Linked DNA regions of Homo sapiens: region 2 is linked to region 1. Evidence: read pairs that join two places in POLR2A ChIA-PET (ENCODE). Cell type or tissue: OCI-LY7. All regions are shown on one strand.

Region 1 (4,000 bases):
AGGTAACAGAAAAATAAACCTTTACGGTTATTTCAGTGTCAAAATTAAATAGAGATATTTGAAGAAATATTAAGGTTTATTTCTAAAGTTATATCATGGGCAATAATATAGAAAAAAAGTGCACACATTGACACGTATCCACTGCTTGTCCATTGTTCTCATAAAAGTCTACCTTTCAGTTTTGCTGAACTAAACAAATATTAATAGCACATAAACACTGATACACATCTCACAGGACATAATACATTTTACAAAATATCTCTAGTACTATAACTTGTAAAAATGGACATCTCTGATACTACGGACAGTTACATTTCACATTATAGTGAAAGTTGTGGTTACAAAGGCATTATTCATTTGATGGCATTTTTCCATGGGTTCTTAGACTTCCAATTGTGTAGCCAAAGGTTTCCCTCCTATTTCATTGAGACTTTGAAGGATCGTTCAGTCACTTAAACAACAGGCTTTCTTCACTGTAAACCCCTGGAGAATGGAGTTTGAGTACCTAAACTATGGAAACATTAGCAAACTGATAAGTGATCATGGTGACAATCACCTTTTCATTGAGCATGGTAAAGTTAAAAAAATATAACCAAGGAGACAATAGACTCTTCTAGATTTTGAGCTTAAAAAAAAAAATTCTTTTCCTGTGCTGCCAGGGAGGCATCAGGCTCACAGAGCCTCGGCAGACGTGTCTGTGGACACAGACATGGTTACCTTGGCAATCTTGACCGTGCTCTTGATGCAGCTTTCTGCGGCCCTGTGAACACTGGCTGCATTGTTTGCGTGTTTGTGCAGGCAGTCCGAGTCCCCCATGCTGTTATCCAGAGGCTGCGCAGTGCCTTCACAAGAGGGAAACATGCTCCGGAAAGCGTGTCGCAGGTCCTTACTCCTCAGAGCATAGATGATGGGGTTCACGGTGGAGTTCAGCAGGCAGAGCATACTGCAGAATGCAAACACCGTCTTAATGAGCTTGTTCATCTTCCCAAAGACATCATACACCATGATTGCAAGCAGAGGGCCCCAGCAGATGATCAACACCACCAGGATCAGGACCAGGGTCTTGGCTAACCTAATGTCCATGCGGGCTTGGTCTGGCCGGGTCACCTGTACCTTCCCATCCTCAGACGTGTGGATGATGATGCTCTTCTGGGTGCCACGCTGAATCATGCGGACGGCGTGGCTGTGAGCCTTCCAGAGAATATACATGTACGCATACACGATGAACAGAAGCAGTACGCTGGTGACCCCGATCCAGAACATCAGGTAGGTTTCATCAATGTGTGGGAAAATGTCTGAGCAAACAGATTGCAGTTTCTCGCAGTTCCAGCCCAGGAGAGGCAGCACGGCGATCACAATGGCTATGGTCCACATCAGGCAAAACGCCACCACGGCCTTGGGCCTGGTGACAATCCTCTTATAGGCCAGGGGCCTGTGAATGGATATGTACCTGTCGATGGCTGTGAGGAACAGGCTGCCCACGGAGGCAGTGAAGGAGGCCGTGACCCCACCCAGTTTGAACAGAAACACGTTGCGGCTATCTTTGCGGTGGAACACGTGGAAGTCAATGAAGCTGTAGACAAAAATGACACTCCCCAGGAGGTCTGCCACCGCCAGGCTGCCGATGAAGTGGTAGGAAGGCCTGCAGCGGAGGCTGCGGGAGTGGAGGATGACGCACAGCACCAGGAGGTTCTCCAGGACCGTGAAGGTGCCCAGCGTGAGGGACAGGACTGCAATGGCCAGCTGCTGGCTGGGGTTCAGGACCATGAAACACTCTATGTCCATGAAGTTCTCCCCACACTGGATGTTCTCCTCATTCTCCTTGAAGGACGAGAGAGACTTGTTGTAAAATTCTGTAATGTTCACCTGGTCTGCTGGGACTAGCTGGGGGTTGTCTCCCGCAGTCATCTTCTCTTGGAAGGGACTTCCCCTAAAGGAAGTTAAAGGGAATTTCTGTGGGAAGTACCCTAATTTGGATGCCATGTCACCTTTGATGTCTTCGTACTGAATGTCATTTGAGCCCACGTACAGGAGGTCAGTGGTGATGGTGCGGAAGGTGGTATCTGCAAGGCCATCTAGGATCGACTTCATAACCTCAGTCTTTGATTAGGCTGAGCTCAAAATGACTGAGAAAGTGACCCACAGGGGGCAATCCTAAGAGGAGGGAAAACAAATAAGCCGAATGGTGAGAAACAGGAAGAATAAAAACAAAGAGACACTGTAAATGTGGCAAATGTACTGTCATGGCAACTCATTCCTGTCTCTGAACAGTAGGAGGTCAAGTTCTCATCAGATTCAGTCAACAAAATGAGTAAGTCACTCAGAGAAAAGCTCCCCAAAGTTCAGGGATGGCGTGGCACATGCCAGAAATGTATCACCTTTTCATTATTTAAACCCTCTGTATTGAAGTCAGTGTGTGAATCCAGGAAGGACCTCCAGGGCCAAGAAGACTGAACTAAATGAAATGTTTCTTGGGGACAATGTCCATTTCATAGTCACGTTAGGAAGTGTTTAGCACCTGGCTTCTCCTGTCACACACACATGGTATCCCAGTGCTGGTTGGGGCCGGCGAGAGCACTGATGTGTCACATGACCCCTACTCTTGGAGACTTCACCTTGTCAGACAAATGAGACTAAATGTAAAAGACAACCAAAGAATAAGACAGTGTAGAATCAAGTGATGAGTTGTGTGGTCTGTATGTTACTTGTAGCGGGGGAGGAGGGAGCTAGTGAGAACTGAGGAAGCTTGAGGCCATGTGGGGAGAGATGCTCCTCAAGACAAGTTTCTTCACCCAGAGAAGGGGAGGTCTGGACGGAGCCATGGCTGACATGACTTCTAGGATGTCCACATCAACCAAGAAAAATGTCACAAAGACCAAACTTGCAATGAGGCGTATAGGAAGACAGAGTTTTTTTTTTCTTTCTTTCTTTCTTTCTTTTTGATACAGAGTCTTGCTCTGCCACCAGGCTGGAGTGCAGTGGCACGATCTGGGCTCACTGCAGCCTCCACCTCCCCAGTTCAAGTGATTCTCCTGCCTCAGCCTCTTGAGTAGCTGGGACTACAGGTGCGCACCACCATGCCCGGCTAATTTTTGTATTTTTAGTAGAGACAGGGTTTCACCATATTGGTCGGGCTGGTCTCAAACTCTTGACCTCAGGTGATCCACCTGCCTCGGCCTCCCAAAGTGCTGGGATTACAGGTGTGAGCCACTGTGCCCGGCCAAGACTGAGCTTTTTCACAGCAGGGATATGGAGGAGGCCTCCTGATAGTCCCCTTCATGAGCAGGTTGGTGACACAAGTGTGCCTGGTGACAGGAGACAGGCTGGAGAGTGTCCAAGGATTTCCATGTGAACAGCTAAGAGGAAAGGCCCAAACTTTAAGGTTCTTCGATTCTAAGCTAAGCAATTTGGTTTTGTTTCAAAATAAACAGCCAGAGAACTGATCTTACTATTTATAAATTTTTGTTTAAAATGTGGGCTATTCATTTCTTTAGTTTATTTTTAAAAATTAGAAGTATAGAGTGATATCTATAACAATTAAAATAAGAATTAAAACAATATATTACTTGTTAATTGGCATTTGTTGTTCCTGAAACATATCACACTGTATGGGGTTGGGGGAGAGACAATCACTATTTCAGAACAAATTTTAAAAATGTTGAACTAACAATAAATGAGTTATTAATTCAGAGACCCTAATATCTGAATTAATAATTCATTTATTCATGTATTAACAAATTATGGAGCATCCACTATGCACTTGTATTATGTCTAGCTACGGTACTAGACACTAGTGTTGACAGCATCAAGAAAGAGTCCCTGCCCTTGGCCGGGCACAGTAGTTCATGCCTGTAATCCCAGCACTTTGGGAGGCTGAGGTGGGCATATCACGAAGTCAAGAGACTGAGACCATCCTGGCCAACATGGTGAAACCCCGTCTCTACTAAAAATAAAAAGAAATTTAAAAAAATTTTAAAAAAATTAGCTGGGCATGGTGGCA
Region 2 (4,000 bases), 290 kb before region 1:
TGCTGTTAAGATCCATGCTCTCAGCCACTGTTTAGAAACAAAAGTTGATAACAAGGGAGTTGTGACTTTTTTTTAAGAACAAAATTTCTGTAAAATTTATCAAATAAGGGAAGACTTTATTGCATCATTAAAATGAATCTCATGGCTGTCCAAGGACAGGGACTGCAGGGTGAAGAAGATTCTTTTTCAAGCGTTACATGGGTTTTTTTTCTCTCATGGTGTCTCTCTGTGGGTTTTTCTTTTTTGTGATTTTTGCCTGAGAGCTGCTTATTCTTTCGGAACTTTATCTGTGGAATCCTTTGAGACCTAGATTGAAGTTGAGACTACCAACCCGGGCACTCTAGGAATTATATTCCGTGCTTAAGGTATTTCAGACTACACCGATAGCATTTGGATTGCAAGCCATGTGAGGACTAGCTTGTGGTTCTGAATACACACAGGAGATGGTTTAACCCTTCGTTCAGCACTGAGATCAAGAGAGACATAATTCCTTGCTGCTACCTTCTGTAGATCAGGGTCTCTTTTTCATTCACTTAAGCACTACAGGTGTAGACTTCTGGGTTTCAATGTTATGTGGGAGGTCATCATTTAGATTACCCATCTTGGGTGGGTCCCTATATCTCTGTGCAACCCCTCAAAGCAGAAGCTCAGATCCTCCAGGGATTGGCAGAAACTTTCAGGATGAAAGCTAGCTTTGATGTTCACTTACCAGCCAGGGTTCCTGATCTGATCATATTTTGGCAACTATAGAGTCCTTTACTTTATGCCAGCTCATTGATGCATTTAAATCATTTTTTAAAATATTAGCTAACATTTTAGTTGCCTCATTTGGGGAGTTTGGAAGCTTGAGAATTAATCTTCCAGTGTCTCTACTTCAATATAAACATCTCTCTGTGCTTCTTCTCTACTAGGTAAGCTGATCCTGTTTAGTCAAAGTTCCCAGCCTTCCAGAATTCCAACTTACTGTGGCTTTCCATGACTAAGGCCTCTTTGATTCTGACTCTACTTCAGTTTCTACTGTCACTGCCATTTGCCCCTGTCACTTCAACTCCAATTAAGAGAGGAATCGAATTTTCAAGTCAAGCCATTCAGGTTCATAGGTCCTTGATTACTGCTGTTGTGTCAGCGTCTACACTAGGTTCAGTCAAGTGTGGTCAGTGGGCGTATGTGTGTTTTGGGGTGGGGGAATGGTAGGGCCATGTGCTCAGAACATGGCCACCATTCCTTAACAGGGCTGTGAGCAGGTTGTTTCTCATAGAAGAGGGTATGAGAAGGAAACAGAAAACATTTCTAGTACAAAAATCTATAAGAACAATACTCCTTCTCCCCTGCCTTAAAAAACACACGAACACACCAAAAATAGTTGGATGAGATCCAAGGTAGAGAGGGTTTCTATCAAATTCTTCCCCATGGTGAGATGAATGGTTATTGTGAGGTGATAACATGATAGCCAGAGGAGAATCCTGCATTAGGACTTAGTATCAGTGGCTATGGCCCTTAAGCTCATTTCTCTGCTTATACAGCATTAAAGACCACGACATTATTGCAGCTACTACATGAAAATCGCAATAGACTCACCAAAACGAGCTTAGGAATGACACTAGCAACTTTTATTAAAAACTCAATTTTAAATGTTACCAAAATGCCCAAGAGATCATCTAAAATACACGTTTGTATCTCCCCAGTGCAATAATTGAGTAAAATTAGGTACAGCATTGACCATTCCTTTTCCTCCAGCTACGGCTGCTTTACAGCTAACCTTCTTGAAAACACTGTCCATAAGCACTGCCTCCACTTTTCTACCTCCTATTTTCTCCTTAATTTACTCTAACTTGTACCACAACCATTAACACTACACAGAAACTTCATGGGAAGAGAGAGCTTGTCTGTTTTATTCACTATAGTAGCTCTAGCATCAAAGAGAGTATCTAACACATAATAGGTTTTCAATAAATATTTGTTAAATAAATAAATGCAATGGAATGCTAACCACCTATTAAAATGATAATATTGATGGAGTTTTTAATAATATGGAGAAATATTTAGGATAAAATGCTAAACAGGAAAAAGGGTAGAAAAGTATATATATCATATGATCTCAATTATTAAAATGCATGGAAAAAAGACTAGAAGGAAATATGCTAAAATGTTAATAGTGGTTTTCTGGAGTGGGATTGGAAATGATGATCTTTTCTTTTTGTGTACTTTTTACCTTCCACCAAACTTTAATATGGGTGGCTTTTATAATTAAGCAAAAACCATAACCAAGCACCAACATAAAGGACATGGCATTATATTTCAAAGTACCTTACGTTAAAGCTCAAAGGACAAATATTGTTGTACTTACTGAAGATAATGTACCATATGAGATCACATTTGGTAAGTGTAGATTGTTCAGATGATAATAGATGTTGTTACCTATCATGTAATTGTTTCAGTCTCATCTCTCCAATCATATAACAACCACCTTGCCACAAAAGCCACAAGAGCAAACCATTTATTGGGTGGTTATTATGTGAGACACATGCATTGTTTCATTAAACCATCACACTAATCCTCTGAGGGAAGTATGATTATTACAGTATTACCAATTTTCTATGAGACATACAGTGTGCATGGAATTTGCCTAGGATGACGCTGCTAGCAAATGGACCATATCAAGGGCACTTCTTAATCGCGGATCTGGGAACCTTTGACTTTTATTGCTTAACACTTTTCAGAGTGGTTTATCCTGTGCCAGAAGCAAGATGCTAGAAACACAGTCTACAGATGTTAGCTAGGAACCTGCCATTGCAGCAATTTTCAGTGACTGCTGCACACATTGGAGTAGGTGTGTTATTTTCCCACTGTGGTTGGCAGAAGTAAAACAAGAATTCATGGCTGGTTTGCATCAGGGTGGGTACTGGGCTAAAAGGAAAAGCGCCTAGTGAAAATAATTTGGAGATGTGTTGTCATTGTTGAAAAATGTATAAAAGCAAAGTATGTTCCATCAACAAAATATGCTTTAGAAAATCTGTACTTCACATAGATAAATGGAAGCCACGTGGGCTGAACTGGGCCAGGACACCGCATATTGGCTGCTGAGAGGTCCAGGTGTGTGGTAGGACAGGTTGCATAGCAGCAGTAGCCATGGCCCTTGGCCTTAACAACAGTCTCTGGGTATGCCATTAGAAAATAAAAGAACTTTCCTTTTTTTTTTTTTTTTAATTGAGAAAGTTACATGCACATGGTAAAAAATGTACAAAAGAGAATACAGTGAAAAGTCATCTCCCACACAACCCTCAATTTCTCTCCCCAGAGACAACCATTGTTACCAGCTTCTTGAGTGTTCTTCCAGAAATATTTTAAAGATAAAAGTATATATTTAATATTTTTGTGTATGGTCTTTGAAACACACACGTGGTATCAAATTATACCCACCTCCCTTCTTCCCCTTTAATAGGTCTTAGCAGAGTTGTCATATGTAGTTGTGCACAGGCACTTGGTTGAGGGGAGAATGGAAGCTGAAATTCAGTAAACTGTGTTCTCTGGCAGGGCCTGGGCCTGCCTGTAAGAGGGCACCTTTTCTCAATTTGCACAAAGGTACCATCTTAGGCTCTGAAATATGTCCTTATCAGCATATAGAGATCTATTCCACTCTTTTTCATCATTGCAGAATATTTTGTTGTAATGGATAAGCAATATGTTAGCTAGTTTCCTATTGGTGCACATTTGGATTCTTTCTAATCTTTTCCTCTTAGAAAAAAGAAATGTCCTTGTCTAAACATTTTTGTGCACCTGTGTGAGCCCGTCTGAGGAATAAGTTTGGGGGCACCACTTTTGAGATTCTGAAACAGGTGGTTTCAAATGAGAAACAAAATACATTGATTTTTAAAAGATTTGAACTGCAGAGTCATTTTTTTAATTTTTGTAAACACTGTTTTATTTATTTGTTTGTTTATTTAGTTATCTGAGACGGAGTCTCGCACTGTGTTGCCCAGGCTGGAGTGCAGTGGCGCAA

Evidence for each region. ChIA-PET counts read pairs that join two places held together with the same protein. Peaks named below come from ENCODE experiments on the same cell type or tissue, not always from the same donor. Only the 100,000 strongest peaks of a DNase experiment are listed, where the experiment ranks them.
Region 2: POLR2A ChIA-PET joins it to region 1 with 9 read pairs; 2 of 35 experiments call an interaction of 5 or more read pairs at or near these places.

The regions. Positions count from the first base shown.
Region 1 is chr6:88,143,184-88,147,183 of GRCh38, forward strand. CNR1 (cannabinoid receptor 1) reads right to left here. Exons shown (of 2, transcript NM_016083.6): 2 at 1-2,154. The coding sequence starts at 2,091. The coding sequence ends at 673. Among named protein-coding and RNA genes, the nearest start is that of CNR1, 21 kb to the right of the region's middle. In OCI-LY7, no CTCF peak of the experiment used is centred here; no DNase peak of the experiment used is centred here; H3K4me3 peaks cover 650 bases; H3K27ac peaks cover 2,325 bases.
Region 2 is chr6:87,849,421-87,853,420 of GRCh38, forward strand. The region is part of intron 2 of LOC101928911 (a long non-coding RNA gene); the gene reads left to right. Among named protein-coding and RNA genes, the nearest start is that of AKIRIN2, 150 kb to the left of the region's middle. In OCI-LY7, no CTCF peak of the experiment used is centred here; no DNase peak of the experiment used is centred here.